Linked DNA regions of Homo sapiens: region 2 is linked to region 1. Evidence: chromatin loops called from intact Hi-C (ENCODE). Cell type or tissue: endothelial cell of umbilical vein. All regions are shown on one strand. Each heading gives the region's core, and the rest is flanking DNA. Links, peaks and the distances in the headings are about the cores only.

The links. Peaks named below come from ENCODE experiments on the same cell type or tissue, not always from the same donor. Only the 100,000 strongest peaks of a DNase experiment are listed, where the experiment ranks them.
Region 2: a loop joins it to region 1, with 2.4 times the contacts of the local background. A loop is called at or near these places in 9 of 110 quality-filtered maps.

What each region holds. Positions count from the first base shown.
Region 1 is chr5:127,569,778-127,578,215 of GRCh38, reverse strand. No RefSeq gene overlaps it. Among named protein-coding and RNA genes, the nearest start is that of PRRC1, 56 kb to the right of the region's middle. In endothelial cell of umbilical vein, for the core only: a CTCF peak has its summit at 5,015 (motif pointing left); a DNase peak (open chromatin) is centred at 705; H3K27me3 peaks cover 1,002 bases.
Region 2 is chr5:127,719,367-127,727,804 of GRCh38, reverse strand. The region is part of intron 2 of CCDC192 (coiled-coil domain containing 192); the gene reads right to left. Among named protein-coding and RNA genes, the nearest start is that of CCDC192, 20 kb to the right of the region's middle. In endothelial cell of umbilical vein, for the core only: no CTCF peak of the experiment used is centred there; a DNase peak (open chromatin) is centred at 4,034.

The DNA.
Region 1 (8,438 bases), core at 173-8,172:
CATATGTTGAACTATCCTTGCATCCCAGGAATAAATCCCACATGATCATGGTGTATTATCCTTTTAACACTTAATTCAGTTTGCTAGTATTTTATTTTGGATTTGTGCATCTATGTTTATCAGTGATATTGGCCTATAGTTTTCTCTTCTTATAGTGTTCTTGTTTGAGTTTGGTATCAGGGTAAAGCTGGCCTTACAAAATGAATTTGGAAATGTTCCCTCCTTTTCAATTATTTTCCAAGAATTGACAATTGGTATTAGTTCTTCTGTAAAGGTTGGATAGAATTCACCAGGGAAGCTATAAGGATGTGGGCTGTTTGATGGGAGATTTTTGATTGCTAATTCAGTCTCCTTAGCTGTTATTATTCTTCTTGGATTTTTTTCATGATTTAGTCTTGATAAGTTGTACGTTTCTACAAATATGTGTTTCCTCTAGATCATCCAGTTTGATGGCTTATAATTTTTCATAGCAGTTTAATAATCCTTTGTATTTCTGTGGTATTAGATGTAAGGTCTCTTTCATTTCTGGTTTTCTTTCATTTTTAGTTGAGTCATCTCTCTTTTCCTCTTAGTCTAGCTGAAAGTTTGCCAATTTTACTTATCTTTAAAAAAAAATCAGCTCTTCATTTCATAGTTCTTTGCTTTGTTTTTCTAGCCTCTATTCTATTTGTTTTATTCCTGATTTTTATTATTTCCTTCCTCCTACTAACTTTAGGTTTAGTTTTTCTTCCTTTCCAGTAACTTGAAGTGTAAGGTTGGATGGTTTATTTGAGATCTTCCTTTTTCATGTAGGTATTTTCATTACTCTAAACTTTCCTCTTAGAGTTGCTTCTGCTGCACCCCGTAAGTTTTGGTCTGTTGTGTTTCTATTTTTGTTTGTCTCAAGGTATTTTTTAACTTATCTTTTGATTTCTTCTTTGACTCATTCATTGTTCAAGAACATATTGTTTAGTTTCCACATATTTGTGAATTTTCCAGTTTTTCTTCTGTTGTTAATTTCGAGTTTCATACTATTTTGTTTAGCAAAGTTGTGTGACATGATTTCAGTCATGTTAAATTTTTTAAGACTTATTTTGTGACCTAACATATGACCCATCTTGGAAAATGTTCTGTGTATACTTGAGAAAAATGTATATTCAGCTACTGTTGGATGGAATATTCTCTATATGTCTGTTTGATCCATTTGGCCTAAATCCCAGTTTAACTCTAATGTTTCCTTATTGATTTTCTGTCTGGATTATCTATCCATTGTAAAAAGTGGGGTATTGAAATCCCCTACTATTAGATTGCTATCTATTTCTCCATTCAGTTCTGTTAATACTTGCTTTATATGTTTAGTTTCTCCAATATTTAGTGCATATATACCTATAATTGTTATATCCTCCTGATGAATTGTCGTTATATAATGATCTGCTTTGTATCTTGTTACAGTTTTTGACTTAAAGTCTCTTTTGTCTGACACAAGTAAAACTACTCCTACTCGCTTTTAGTTTCCACTTGCATGGATACCTTTTTCCATTCCTTCACTTTCTGTGTGTGTCCTTAAAGCTAAAGTGAGTTTCTTGTACATGGCATACAGTTGGGTCATGCCTTTTTATACATTTAGTCACTGTATGTTTTTTGATTGGAGAATATAATCCATTTATATTAAAGTAATTATTGCTAGGTAAGGACTTACTATTGCCATCTTGTTAATTGTCTGCTGGCTGTTTTGTATATCCTTTGTTCCTTTCTTCTCCTCTTGCTGTCTTTCTTTGTGATTCGATTATTTTCTGCAGTGGTGTATTTTGATTTTGCCTCATTATCTTCTGTGTATCTACATAGGGTTTTGCTTTGTGGCTACCATAAAACATCTTATAGTTATAACAGTCTGTTTTAAGCTGATAACATCTTAACTTCAATTGCATACAAAAACTCTACACTTTTGCCCCATCCCTACAATTTGTTTTTGATATCCCAGTTATATCTTTTAAAATTGTGTATTCAGCAACAAATTATTGCAGTTGTAGTTTTTGGTTTTTTGTTTGTTTGTTTGTTTGAGACGGAGTCTCGCACTGTTGCCCAGGCTTGAGTGCAGCGGCGCGATCTCGGCTCACTGCAAGCTCTGCCTCCCGGGTTCACACCATTCTCCTGCCTCAGCCTCCGGAGTAGCTGGGACTACAGGCGCTTGCCACCACGCCTGGCTAATTTTTTTGTATTTTTAGTAGAGACGGGGTTTCACCATATTAGCCAGGATGGTCTCAATCTCCTGATCTCGTGATCCGCCAGCCTTGGCATCCCAAAGTGCTGGGATTACAGGTGTGAGCCACCGCGCCCTGCCAGTTGTAGTTATTTTCAATATTTTGTCTTTTAACCTTTATACTAGAGTCGTAAGTGATTTACACATCACTATTATAATTTTACTCTAAATACGACTGTATACTTAGCTTTACCAATGAGTTTTATATTTTCATATGTTTTCATGTTACTAATTAGCATGCTTTTATTTCAGCTTGAATAACTCCCTTAAGCATTTCTTATAAGACAAGTCTAGTAGTGATGAACTCCCTCAGCTTTTGTTTGTCTGGGAAACTCTTTCTCTTTCATTTATGAAAGAAACTTTGTCAGGTTTACATATTCTTGGCTTTTTTTATCTTTTCTTCTCAGCACTTTGAATATATCCTTCTACTCTCTCCTACCCTATAAGCTTTCTGCCGAGAAATCTTCTGATAGCCTGATAAGAAATCTGATAGTGTTATGTGGGTTACCTTGTATGAGATAAGCCTCTTTTCTGCTGCGTTTAAAACTCCTTGATTTTGACTTTTGACAGTTGATTGTAGTGTATCTTGGTGATCTCTTTTTCAGGTTAAAGCTTATCAGAGACGTTTAAATGCCACATACCTGGATGTCTGTATGTTTCCCCAGATTTGGGGAGTTTTCAGCTATTTAAAAAAAAAATCTTTCTGCCTCTTTCTCTTTTCACCTTCTTAAATTCCTATAATGCAACTGTTAGCACTCTTAACTGTGTCACATAAATTTTGCAGGCGTTCATCATTCCTCTTCATTCATTTTATGTTTTTTCTCTGACTGGATATTTTCAGAGGACCTGTCTTTTGTATTTACAGGTTCTTCTGCTTGATTGAGTCTGCTGCTGATGCTCTTTATTACATTTTTCATTTCATTCACTGTATTCTTCAGCTTCATAATGTATGTTTAGTTCTTTATTATTTGTATCTCTTTTAAAATGAATTTTTTAGGATATAGGGTCTTGCTATGTTGCCCAGGCTTGTCTTGAACTCCTGACGTCAAGTGGGCTTCTCACCTCAGCCTCTTGTGTAGCTAGGACTACAGGAATGTGCCACCATACCCAACTTTTTGATTTCTGTGTCTTTATTGAACTTCTAATTTTGTTCATGTATTGTTTTTCTGATTTCACTGAATTGTCTATCTTGTTGCTCACTGTGCTTCCTTAAAATAATCATTTTTGGCTGGATGCAGTGCTTCATGTCTGTAATTCTAGCATTTTGAGAGGTCGAGATAAGAGAATTGCTTGAGGCCAGGAGTTCAAGACCATCCTGGGCAATATAGTGAGATGCTGTCCCTACAATTTTTTAAAATTATCTGTGTAGGGTGGGATGTGCCTATAGTCCTAGTTACTCAGGATGCTGAGGCAAGAGGATTTCTGAAGCCCAGTAGTCCAAGGATGTGGTGAATTATGATCATGCCACTGCACTCAAACCTGGGTGACAGAGCAAGATCCTGTCTCTGAAACATAAATAAATAAATATAATTTCAATTTTTTTGTCAGGCAATCTATAGATCTCTAATTTTTCTGAGTTGGTTAGTGGAATATTTTATTCCTTTGGTGGTGTCATGTTTTCAAGATTTTTCATGTTCCTTAAAGTTTTGCGTCATTGTGTGTGCACTTGAAGAAGTAATCATTTCCTCCCATATTTACTGATTGGCTTCGAGAGAAAAATGCTTTAACTAAATAGCCCAGCTAGGGATTCTGAGGCTCTCTCAGACCTTTTCTATCAATGTGCCCACTCTGCCCCTTATTTCCTCTTGGTGGGGGGAGAATTCTTAAGATTGTATGGCTTATCATGACCCCATAAAGCCGAAGTGGGTGCTAAGTGCCTCCTGTTTGTTTTTGCTATGATGGCACCTTGAATTGCTTGAATTTGTATACCTTCTCCCAATCCTGCAGAGTCAAGCCAGCTGTCCACATGAGATTGTTGTGCTCAGCCTCCTGTGTAGCTAGGACTACAGGAATGTGCCACCATACCCAACTTTATGATTTCTGTGTCTTTATTGAACTTCTAATTTTGTTCATGTATTGTTTTTCTGATTTCACTGAATTGTCTATCTTATAGCTCACTGAGCTTCCTTAAAATAATCATTTTTGGCTGGATGCAGTGCTTCATGTCTGTAATTCTTATGTGTGGTGTAATTCTTCATGTCTTGTGGTGAGAAGGTGAAGCATATAGAAAATATGGAGTGCCCATGGGGCAGTGGGTATGGGGTTCATAGCTGAGGTTCCTCAAGTGGTTTGTGGGCCTGCTTCCTGATGGAGTAGGCAGAACTTAGTAAGGTCCATGGCAGCCTTTCTTCCCTGCTCCCAGCATCTTCCAACCACTCATTTATTCCAATCACTCCAGTATTCCGGGTGGGTTAAGAAAGAAGCAGGCCTCTTGGGCAGCATCTGATGTGGCTGGGGGAGCCAGGTACCCCCTTACTACACTTTCATTTTTCCTCATGGGAGAAATCATGGGCCAATAACGTCTCTCTTGGCACTGAGCTATGCCACCTTGTGAAAGGGGTGAGGTAGATAACATGAAACTGTTCTTCCACACTCTTCAGTGCACCTATTCTTGGATTTTTGCTTCAGTGGTGTGCTGGAACTTCTCAGCTGCACTCCTAGACTCCAACAAAGGTACTCTTAACTGTGGATATTTGCCAAAATTGATTTATCTGTAGGGGAATGATAGTGGAATGTTTCTATTCTACCGCCTTGTTGACATCATTTCTTACTTATATTTGTAAAGGCTCCATCTTGTGGATGGGTTGAAAACAGCTACATGGAGATGATTGTTACACTAATTTAGACACCCCTGACTTTAATCTAGAAAAGCTGTTCAGTGATGTAATCACGATGCAGTGCCTCAAGTTGCCTTTTCATGAACCACCACACAGATCACAGCTATTCTTCAGTCATCAAACTTTTATTGAGCCCCACTGTGTCCCAGGCACATACTGCTCATATGGATATAAAGGGGTTTTTCTTCTCCCTTGGGTTTCACAGTCTGGTGTAACAGGTGCAACAGTGTGATAAGCACTGGAGTAAAGACTTGTAAAAAAGGAAAACCATGAGCACAAGAGGGAATAGTTATTTTTATTTAAAGACAGAAAGCAGGACACAATGTCAAGAGTATAATTCTAGAGTCATATTTATAGGGTTGGAATCTTGTTCCACCACATATTAGCTAATGATTCTGAATCTTTGTGCCTGAATTCCCTCACCTGGAGGTGTTGAAAGCCCTTCCCGCCCCCACCCCACCCACCATGGTAGAGGCAATGCTGCCTACACCATGTAGTTTCATTTTCATCCTGGACACAAGAGAAAAATACATTTCCTTGTTCTCTTGCAACTAGGAAGGACCATATATCAGACTTAGGGTCAATAGACTGTGGGGGAGGTGGTGAGATGTCACTCAGAGATGGCCCCTAAAACATCCATGTGATCCTCCACACACTCTCTCCCCTCTCTGCAAAAGACTCCAGGATAATTTAGCCACATCATAAAAGGAGTGCCCAACTGCTTGGAGATGATCTGCCCAAGAGAGCTACCCAGCCAGGAGCATGCACATCAGACTCTGCATGAGAAAAAGAAATACTTGGTCTCATAGCAATACTGATACTACTTATTATAACAATTAGCCTGTCCTGATTAACATACCACCTCTAAGATTGCTGAAACATTTAAATGAGATAAAAACCTCATGAAAAGCCTTCAATAACCTATAGCTGTTATTATTATTATAACTGCCATGACATACGAGAGGAACTCACTATAGAGCAGGAACTGGGGATTTGCTGGGTGGATGGGAGGTGACAGAGGGAGTCAAAAGTTTTGAGCAGAGGGGAACAAAATGAAAAGTACAGAAAGAGTGAGAATGTGACAGTGTAAAAAAATTTGAAAAGCAAAAAAACACAAAAAACAAAAAAACTGAAGTGAGACAGTGGGAAGCAAGAACTGTCCAAATAAAGTACAGGGCAGCTGCTCTGGAAATGTGTCCTCACACCCCTCCAGCGTCAGGTGTCTCTAATATTTCTCTCTTGTCTGTTCCAGATCTAGATTGAGAAACAAGAGGCCAGGCTTTTTCATCTGTTTTAAACTGATGGAAAGCTTCTTCCTGGATGCTTGTTTTACTACTTGAAATGTGTTTCTTTTATTGCCTTCTGGTCACAGGAACAGTCTTAATGGACTATAGGAAATTGAAAGGGAACAGAAAGCTCTGCAAAGGAGAGGCCTTCCCAACAAAGGACAGAAGCATTCTTTGACTCTTTGGGTTGTGAAGGAACAAAGGACAAATGTGTAGAATAGGGCTGGAAAAAGTGCAAAGGATGCTTTTTATTAATACCTCCTCTGAGCAACACAGTCATTTCCTTAGACTTGGGGTTCAACCTGTGGCCATGCAATGAGTTTTCTCTGCTCAAAGCCAGCTGATGGGAACTGAAACAGCCTTGACCTCCTTACCACTATGATCAAACTGGCTGAGGGGCCTCCTCGAGGAGGAGAGTCCTAGAGCTTGAAAGGGTACTACCTGTTTATCCTATTAAACTTACTACAGTTGCCTTAACCAGAAAGTTATTCCTCTGGGGCCCTTGTAAATGTCGTTGAGCTTTGGAAATGGCTAAGTTATAGCTTTTGTTTATGATTAAAAGGAACCACCTACAAAACTAGAAAATTGACACGAAGCTGACCAGACCAAATCAACCTTATTTATTATGGAAATCCTATCCAACAGAAAACCACATCAGAAAAAAATACAGTAGTTAGTGTTTCTAGGCAAAAGGATCACCAGTGCCTGAAACACAGGAAACAGCTAAAACAAAAATAAAAACAAAATATGGAAAAATAAGGGGATGCATGTGAAATTTATTAAATCTTTACAGTGAGATGTTTCAGCTCTGAAAATTCTCCTGTCCTGGTCTTCCCCTGTCACCTGCTGGCCTTGATATTTTCCCAGATTTACTGTCTACCAGCAAACATTTGGGAGCAATGCATCCTGCTGAAAGACTGACTTTAACTAGCCCTTACTACAATGCAAGCTTCTAAAACAGCCTCATGTGTATAAATTAAACTGTTAGCTCCTTGTGCCCTTTTCCTGGGAAAGAAATCACATCTATTTACATGTATCTGTAAATCAAAACCTACTTGCCTATGATGTTCTTGTGGACATGACAAAACAAAACCCAGGCTGGCTTGGCCTGGATGAGGGCTGAGTACACAAAGCGATCTATTCACATCTTTGGACTTCAAGAGAATCATATTGTGTCCGGAATTGGTGGGTTCTTGGTCTCACCAACTTCAAGAATGAAGCCGCGGACCCTTGCAGTGAGTGTGCCAGTTCTTAAAGGCGGCATGTCCGGAGTTTGTTCCTTCTGATGGTCTCGCTGGCTCAGAAGTGAAGCTGCAGACCTTCGTGGTGAGTGTTACAGCTCAAAAAGGCAGTGTGGACCCAAAGAGTGAGCAGTAGCAAGATTTATTGCAAAGAGGGAAAGAACAAAGCTACCACAGTGTGGAAGGTGACCTAGCGGGTTGCCACTGCTGGCTCGGGCAGACTGCTTTTAGTCTCTTATCTGGCCCCACCCTCATCCTGCTGATTGGTCCGTTTTACAGAGAGCCGATTAGTCCATTTAACAGAGAGCTGATTGGTCCGTTTTGACAGGGTGTTGATTGGTGCATTTACAATCCCTGAGCTAGACACAAAAGTTCTTCATGTCCCCACCAGATTAGCTAGATACAGAGTGTGGACACAAAGGTTCTCCAAGTTCCCCCAGAGTAGCTAGATACAGAGGGTCGATTGGTGCATTCACAAACCCTGAGCTAGACACAAAGGTTCTCCATGTCCCCACTAGATTAGCTAGATACAGAGTGTTGACACAAAGTTTCTCCAAGTCCCCACCAGAGTAGCTAGATGCAGAGTGTCCATTGATGCCTTCACAAACCCTGAGCTAGACACAGGGTGCTGATTGGTGTGTTTATAAACCTTGAGCTAGATACAGAGTGTCTGCCGATTGGTGTATTTACAATCCCTTAGCTAGACCTAAAGGTTCTCCAAGTCCCCACCAGAGTCAGGAGCCCAGCTGGCTTCACTCAGTGGATCCGGCACCTGGCCGCAGGTGGAGCTGCCTGCCAGTCCCGCGCCGTGAGCCCGCACTCCTCAGCCCTTGGG
Region 2 (8,438 bases), core at 379-8,378, 150 kb before region 1:
AGTGTTTTATTGTGGTTCTTAGCTTCTTTGCATTGGGTTAGAACATGCTCCTTTAGTTCAGCAAAGTTCATTATTACGCACCTTCTGAAGCCTACTTCTGTCAGTTTATCCATCTCAGCCTCAGCCCAGTTCTGTTCCCTTGCTGGAGAGGTGTTGTGATCATTTGGAGCAGAAGAGGCACTCTGGCTTTTTGAGTTTTCAGCATGAGTTTATGTAGTTTTGATCTTTGAGGCTGCTGACTTTTGGATGGGGTTTTTGTGGGGACTTTTTGTTGACGCTGTTGTTTTCTGTTTGTTTGTTTTTCTTTTCTTTTGATTTTTTTTTTCTTTTTTTAGATGGAGTTTCTCTCTTGTTGCCCAGGCTGAAGTGCAATGGCATGATCTCAGCTCTCCGCAACCTCTGCCTCCTGGGTTCAAGTGATTCTCCTGCTTCAGCCTCCTGAGTAGCTGGGATTGCAGGCATGCGCCACCATGCCCGGCTAATCTTGTATTTTTAGTAGAGATGGGGTTTCTCCATGCTGGTCAGGCTGGTCTCGACCTCCCGACCTCAGAAGATCGTCTGCCTCGTGGCCTCCCAAAGTGTTGGGATTACAGGCATGAGCCACCACTCCCAGCCTGTTTTTCTTTTAACAGTCAGGCCCCTCTTCCGTAGGGTTGCTATGGTTTGCTGAGGGTCCCTTCCAGACCCTATTTGTCAGGGTCCCTCCCACACTTGGAGGTGTCACCAGAGGAGGCTGCAGAACAGCAAAGATGGCTGTCCACTTCTTCCTCTGGGAGCTCTGTCCCAGAGGGGCACCAACCTGATGCCAGCAGGAATGCTCCTGTATAATGTGTCTGGCAACCACTGTTGTAGGGTCTCACCCAGTCAGGAGGCATGGGATCAAAGACTTGCTTACTGAAGCACTCTGGTGGCCCCTTGGTGGAGCGGGTGCACTGTGTGGGAGGAATCCCACTCCTCCAGACTGCCTGGATTCCTCAGAGCCAGCAAGGGGAAAGACTAAGTCTGCAGATCCCCTTACCCCAGGGTTTCATCCCAGGGAGATCAAAGCTCTGTCCGTAAACCCCTGGCCAGAATGGCTGAAATTCCCACAAGGAGGCCCTGACCAGTGAGAAAGGATGGGTCGAGGTCCAGCCTCAAGAGGCAATCTGGTCATGATCTGCCACAGCCACTGTGCTGTGCTGTGGGGAATTCCTCCTGGGCCCAAACCACCCAGCCTCCCCAGCACCCACAGGAGAAAATGGCAGACTGGAGCTGCAGTGATGGCTGCTGCCCCTTCTCTGGGCGACCTTCTTGTTAGACAGGTTCTTTGGGGCTTTTGAGATGAAGAGATTGTGTACTGGGGCTACCAGAGAAAGTTTTTCAAAGAATTTTTGAGGAGAAAACTTGGGAAAAGTCCTATGAGATGAAAGCTTATGGAGAAGAAAAGGGGGACTAAAAAATAAATGTGTCGCTGAAATTTTCCCCGACATGTTGTTTAATTAATGCAATTTAACCCCCCATATACCATAGGAGTTCACTGGACTCAATTATAGTTTTGTTTCTTTTTTTGAGCAGTTCTATCTGTAAAAATTGATATTTTGTGAATTTTATTATTTCTTAATAGTCTTACAAAGAACAAAGATAACATATATTTATTTTAAAATAAAATTTATTCTATCTTGCAATTATCACACAAGTCCATTGAGCCTTTTATAAAGCTAAGACATATTGTGAGATCTTGGTGATCTTCTTTTTCTAACATTTTAAACATTTTGCTATTTTGTTATACTAGGAATTATTTTTTTCTTATTCATCAATTATTTTCAACTATGACTTAAAAAAAGACTAAAGAAAAAAACAAAAAATAATGGAACCTACTAGAAAGACAAATACAATAGTGAAATTAATAATAATCTTTCAATTTTATACTGTGTTGCCAAAAGTATTGCATCATCTTTCAAGATAGTATAGAAGAGGAGACGCCATGTGTATGTTGTTTTTAGCTTCATTGAACACAGTTTAGAATACTTATTTTTTCTTTTTCCATCTATAATGACCAAACAGAAGAAAACTGACAGAGGGAGACATTTCACAATTCTTAGACAAATCAGAAAACAAATATAAAGAGCTACAGCAAGCTCTCCAGACCAGCACTGTCCCATAGGGTAGCCACTAATTACATGTGACATTCAGGTACTTAAAATATGGTTAGTTTGACTTGAGATGTGTTTTAAGTATAAAATACACACTGATTTTGAAGCTTTAGTACAATAAATGGGAATATCAGATATCTTATTAATATTTTATATCAATTATATGTTGAAATAATACTTTGAATATGCAAAATTAAATAAAATGTATTATTCAAATTTAATTTCACCTGTTTAAAATTTTCAATTTGGCTACTAGAAACTTCTTAATTACATGTATAACATGAAATATATTTCTGTTGGACAGTGCTACTTTACACACTAATGCTGATGATGGAATCAATCATGTAAGTGAAATAGACTATGAATCTTTAGATCATGATTTCCTACAAACTTTAACAAATTTCCTCAAATTCATGAATCAATGAGTAAACAACCTGTCTCTATGGAAAATAAAGAAAATAGAGTACTTCATACAGGACAGACTGTATCACACCATATTTTGCAACAAGAATTTGGGCTTTCCTCTTTTGCTAATTGCATATATGACAATATTCTTTTATCTTTTATAATGTTTGTGTGCCAAATTTTTTATTTGATATAAAGAGTTTTGCTATGTTTAACTTTTATTAAAATTTCTAATCAGTTTTTCTATTATGCCTTTATCCTTCTGTAAATTATTTGAAAAATGACTTAAAAATGAAAAAATTTAGATGGATTTCTTTAGTTGAGATGGTGAATGATGATACTATTTTCCTAGTATATATAGGGGTAAGTACTTGAATATTTGAAACTAGACGTTTCTTTTCTTCTTTTTTTTTTTTTTTTGAGACGGAGTCTCACTCTGTCACCAGGCTGGAGTGCAGCAGCACTATCTCGGCTCACTGCAACCTCCGCCTCCCAGGTTCAAGCGATTCTGCTGTCTCAGCCTCCCAGGTAGCTGGGACTACAGGCGCGTGCCACCACACCCTGATAATTTTTGTATTTTCAGCAGAGACGGGGTTTCCCCATGTTGGCCAGGATGATCTTGATCTGTTGACCTCATGATCCACCCGCCTCAGCCTCCGAAAGTGCTGGGATTACAGGCATGAGCCACTGTGCCCGGCCTAGACTTTTTTTTTAAACCACAAACCAATTCCAACCATTTAGTACATTTGGATTTGAGCATTACATGATGAGTGATCACAAAGCAAGTACTATGGAAGACTTCTTTCTAGATTTTCAATAACATAATTATCAGAAAAGAATGTAAAAACACATTAGGAGGCAAAAACTCAATGCTGCTATAATTTGGAAGAAAAACATTAATAGGATTCAGAATGTAGTCACCACAGACATAGATGTTTCTATTGTAAGGAAGATCGCAGGTAGAAATAGGCCCTAGAGAAAGCAGGTTGTTCTAGAATTTATAGCATTCTCCTTAGGTATTTAAGGCAAGACCTTAATATATGAAGGATATTATATTGTAATAAACATTATAAATATTTTTCAATCACTTACTTTGAGTATTTGGAAATACTTCTTAAATGAGTTGAAAAAATGGTAAGTGATAAATTTTCTTATGAGATACAGAATTTTCAGAATCCAAATTATCTTGTCATCTTTCTGTGTTAATGCATAACCTCATTCAATCAACTTCTTGAAGAAGCAAGCTCTAATCAAACTTAGAAAAACCCTCCATTTCTCTGAACCTAAGTACAGATAGTACACCACATTGATTGAAATATTTTAACTTATTTCAAAATAACCAATGGACTCTGATATCTGATCTAACATAAACAGTTTAGCTATTGACATGAAGACCTGGGGCTATTATTTCCAGCAGCAAATTTCAGTTTAACAAAACTATCAAAATAAGTTAAGCTGATGTTACGCAATCTGCCTGGTGAGACTGAGGGCAGCCAGAGGTCAGACTTCCTTCCTGAGAGGCTGCATCCTTGTGCTATTTACCCTGTTGCCACCTGCATTCTCTGCCAACTTCCCCAAGTATCCAGAGAAAGCCTCTCAAAGAGAAAGGCTAGATTAAGTAACTGTCCTAACCCCTTCGAATGATATCTTCTCTTAAGGAAATTTTAAACAGTTTTGAAAAGTAATTTTCTTCAGATCATAGCAATTGAACTGTGCTTTCAAAGTCAGACTGATTAATTTTGATGGTCTCTCCATTTTCACCACTGTTATTCAACATAGTACTAGAACTCCTACCTAGAGCAATGAGATGAGAATAAAATAGAGAGCATCCAGATTGGAAAGGAAGAAGTCAAATTATCCTTGTTTGCAGATAATATGATCTTATGTTTGGAAAAACCTAAAGACTTCATAAAAAATAGCTATTAGAACTGACAAACAAATTTAGTAAAGTTGTAGAATACAAAATCAACATACAAAAATCAGTAACATTTCTGTATGCCAACAGCAAACAACCTGAAAAAGAAATCAAGAAAGTAATTCCATTTACAAGAGATAAAAATAAAATAAAATACCCAGGAATAAACTTAGCCAAATAAATGAAAGATTTGTACAATGAAAACTATAAAACATTAGTGCAAGAAATTGAAGAGGATACCAAAAAAAGGAAACAACATTCCATGTTCATGGTCTGGAAGAATAAATATTTTTAAAATGTCCATACTGCCCAAAGCAATGTACGGATTCAATGCAATCTCTAACAAAATGACAACGAAATTCTTCTCAGAATTTAAAAAAAAATCCAAGATTTGTGCGGAACCATAAAAGACCTAGAATAGCCAAAGATACCCTGAGCAAAAAGAGCAAAACTGGAGGAATCACATTACCTGACTTCAAATTATACCACAGAGCTATAGTAACCAAAACAGCATGATACTGGCACAAAAATGAAAACAGACAAATGGAGCAAAATAGAGAATGCAGAAATAAATTCATACATCTACAGTAAACTCATTTCTGACAAAGTTACCAAGAACATACATTGGAGAAGGGACAGTCTCTTCAATAAATGGTGCTGGGAAAACTGGATATCCATATGGAGAAGAATGAAACTAGACCCCTATGTTTCGCCATACACAAAAATCAAATCAAAATGGATGAAAGACTTAAATCTAAGACCTCAACTATGAAACTACTAAAAGAAAACATTGAGGAAATGCTCCAGGACATTGTTCTGGGCAAATATTTCTTGAGTAATACTCCATAAGCACAGGGAACTAAAGCAAAAATTGACAAATGGGATCACATGACATTAAAAAGCTTCTGTATAGCAAAGGAAATAATCAACAAAGTGAAGAAACAACCCACAAATGGGAGAAAATATTTGCAAACTACCCATCTGACAAGGGATTCATAGCCAGGATATATAAGGAGCTCAAACAATAGTAAAAAAAAAAAAGTACTCTAATTAAAAATGAGCAAAAGATCCTAAAAGACATTCCTCAAAAGAAGACATACAAATGGCAAACAGCCATACGAAGAAGTGCTTGACATCACTGATCATCAGAGAAACGCAAATCAAAACTACATGAGATATCATCTCACCCCAGTTAAAATGGCCTTTATCCAAAAGACAGGCAATGACAAATGCTGGCAGGGATGTGGAGAAAAGGGAACCCTCATACACTGTTGGTGGAAATGTAAATTAGTACAGTTACTATAAAGAACAGTATGGAGGTGATATGGTTTGAATTTGTATCCCCACCCAAATCTCATGTTGAATTGTAACCCCCAGTGTTGGAGGAGGAGCCTAGTGGGGGGTGATTGGATCATTGGGGCTTACTCCCCCTTGTAGTTCGCATGATAATGAGTGAGCTCTCATGAGATCTGGTTGTTTAAAAGTGTGTGGCACCTCCCCGCTTTCTCTCTTCCTCCTGCCCCAGCCATGCAAGACATGCCTCCTTCTCCTTTGCCTTGTACCATGACTGCAAGTTTCCTGAGGCCTCCACAGCCATGCTTCCTGTACAGCTTGAGGAACCATGAGCCAATCAAACCTCTTTTATCTATAAATTACTCAGTCTCAGGTAGTTCTTTATAGCAATTTGAGAATGGACTAATGCAGAAAATTGATACTGGGAGTGGGGCATTGCTATAAAGATACCTGAAAATGTGGAAGCAGCTTTGGGACTCAGTAATGGGCATAGGTTAGAAGAGTTTGGAGGGCTCAGAAGAAGACAGAAAGATGAGGGAAAGTTTGGAACTCCTAGAGACTTCTTGAATGGTTGTGACCAAAATCCTGATAGTGATATAGACAATGAAGTCAGGCTGAGGTGGTCTCAGATGGAGATAAGGAACTTATTGAGAACTGGAGTAAGGTCAGTTTTGTTATATGTTAGCAAAGAAGCTGGAGGCATTTTGCCTCTGCTCTGGGAATATGTAGAATGTTGAACATGAGAGAGATGATTTAGGGTATCTGGTGGAAGAAATTTCTAAGCAGCAAAGCATTCAAGATATGCGCTGGCTGGTTCTAACAGCATATGGTCATATGCATGAGCAAAGAAATGGTCTGAAACTGAAACTAATATCTAAAAGGGAAGCAGAGTGTAAAAGTTTGGAAAATTTGCAGCCCAGCCACGTAGTAGAAAAGAAAAACCCGTTTTCCGGGGAGAAATTCAAGCCAGCTACAGAAATTTGCATATGTAAAGAGGAGCCAAATGTTGATAGTCAAGATAATGGGGAAAGACCTCGAAGACATTTCAGAGAACTTCATGTCAGTCCCTCCCATCATAGGCCTGGAGGCCAAGGAAGAAAGAATGGTTTTGTGGCCAGGCCCAAGGTCCTGCTGCTCTGTACAGCCTCAGGACATGGTGCCATGCACTATAGCCACTCCAGGCCCAGCCATCTTAAGGTCTGTATCTTAAAGTTCCCAAGATACAGCTCAGCCTGTTGTTTCAGAGGGTACAAGTTGTAAGCCTTGGAGGCTTCCATGTGGTGTTAAGCCTGTGGGTGCAGAATATGAGAGTTGAGGCTTAGGAGCCTCTGCCTAGATTTCAAGGAATGTATGGAAAGGCCTGGATGTCCAGGCAGAAGTCTGCTGCAGGGCCAAAGCCCTCATGGAGAACCTCTACTAGGGCAGTGTGGAGGAGAAATATAGGGTTGGAGCCTACATACAGAGTCCCCACTGGGGCACTGCCTAGTGGAGCTGTTTGAAGACAGCCACCATCCTCCAGACCCCAGCATGGTAGATCCACCAACAGCTTGCACCGTGCCCCTGGAAAAGCTGCAGGCACACTCAATGCCAGCCCATGAAAGCAGCCATGGTGGCTGTCCCCTGCAGAACCACAGGGGCAGAGCTACCCAAGGCCTTGGGATTCTGCCCATTTCATCAGTGTTGCCAGGATGTGAAACATGGAGGCAAAGGAAATCATTTTGGAGCTTTAAGATTTAATGACTTCCCTGCTGAGTTTTGGACTTGCATGGGGCCTTTAGCCCCTTTGTTTGGGCTGATTTTTTCCCTTTTAGAATAGGAGTATTTACCCAATGCCAGTACCCCCATTGTATCTTGGAAGTAACTAACTGGTTTTGATTTTACATACTCATAGGCAGAAGGGACTTATCTTGTCTCAGAAGATACTTTGGACTGTAGACTTTTGAGTTAATGCTGAAATGATTTAAGACTTGGGAGATTGTTGAGAAAGGTTGATTGTATTTTGCAATGTGAGAAGGACGTGCGATTTGGGAGGGTGAGGGTGAAATGATATGGTCTGAGTTGTGTCCCAGCACAAATCTCATGTTGAATTGTGATCCCCAATGTTGGAGGAAGAGTCTGGTGGGAGATGATTGGATCGGGGGGTGGACATCCCCCTTGCTGTTCTCATGATAGTAAGTGAGTTCTCATGAGATCTGGTGGTTTAAAAAGCATGTGTCACCTCCCCCGCCCCTTCCTCTGATCTGGCCATGCGAGACGTGCCTCCTTCTTCTTCAACTTCCACCATGATTATAAGTTTTCTGAAGCCTCCCAGCCATGCTTTCTGTAGAACCATGAGCAGAACCCTGAGCCAGTTCATCCTCTTTTCTTTATAAATTACCCAGTCTCAGGTAGTTCTTTAGAGCAATGTGAGAATGGACTAATACAGGAGTTTTCTCAAAAAATAGAGCTATCACATGATTCAGCAATCCCACTGCTTGGTATATATATATATGTATGTGTGTATATATATATATATATATATATATGTATGTGTGTATATATATATATATATATGTATGTGTGTGTATATATATATATATATATGTATGTGTCTGTATATATATGTATGTATATATATGTATGTGTGTGTATATATATATATATGTATGTATATATAAAATATAAAGGAAACAAGCATATTGAAGAGATACATG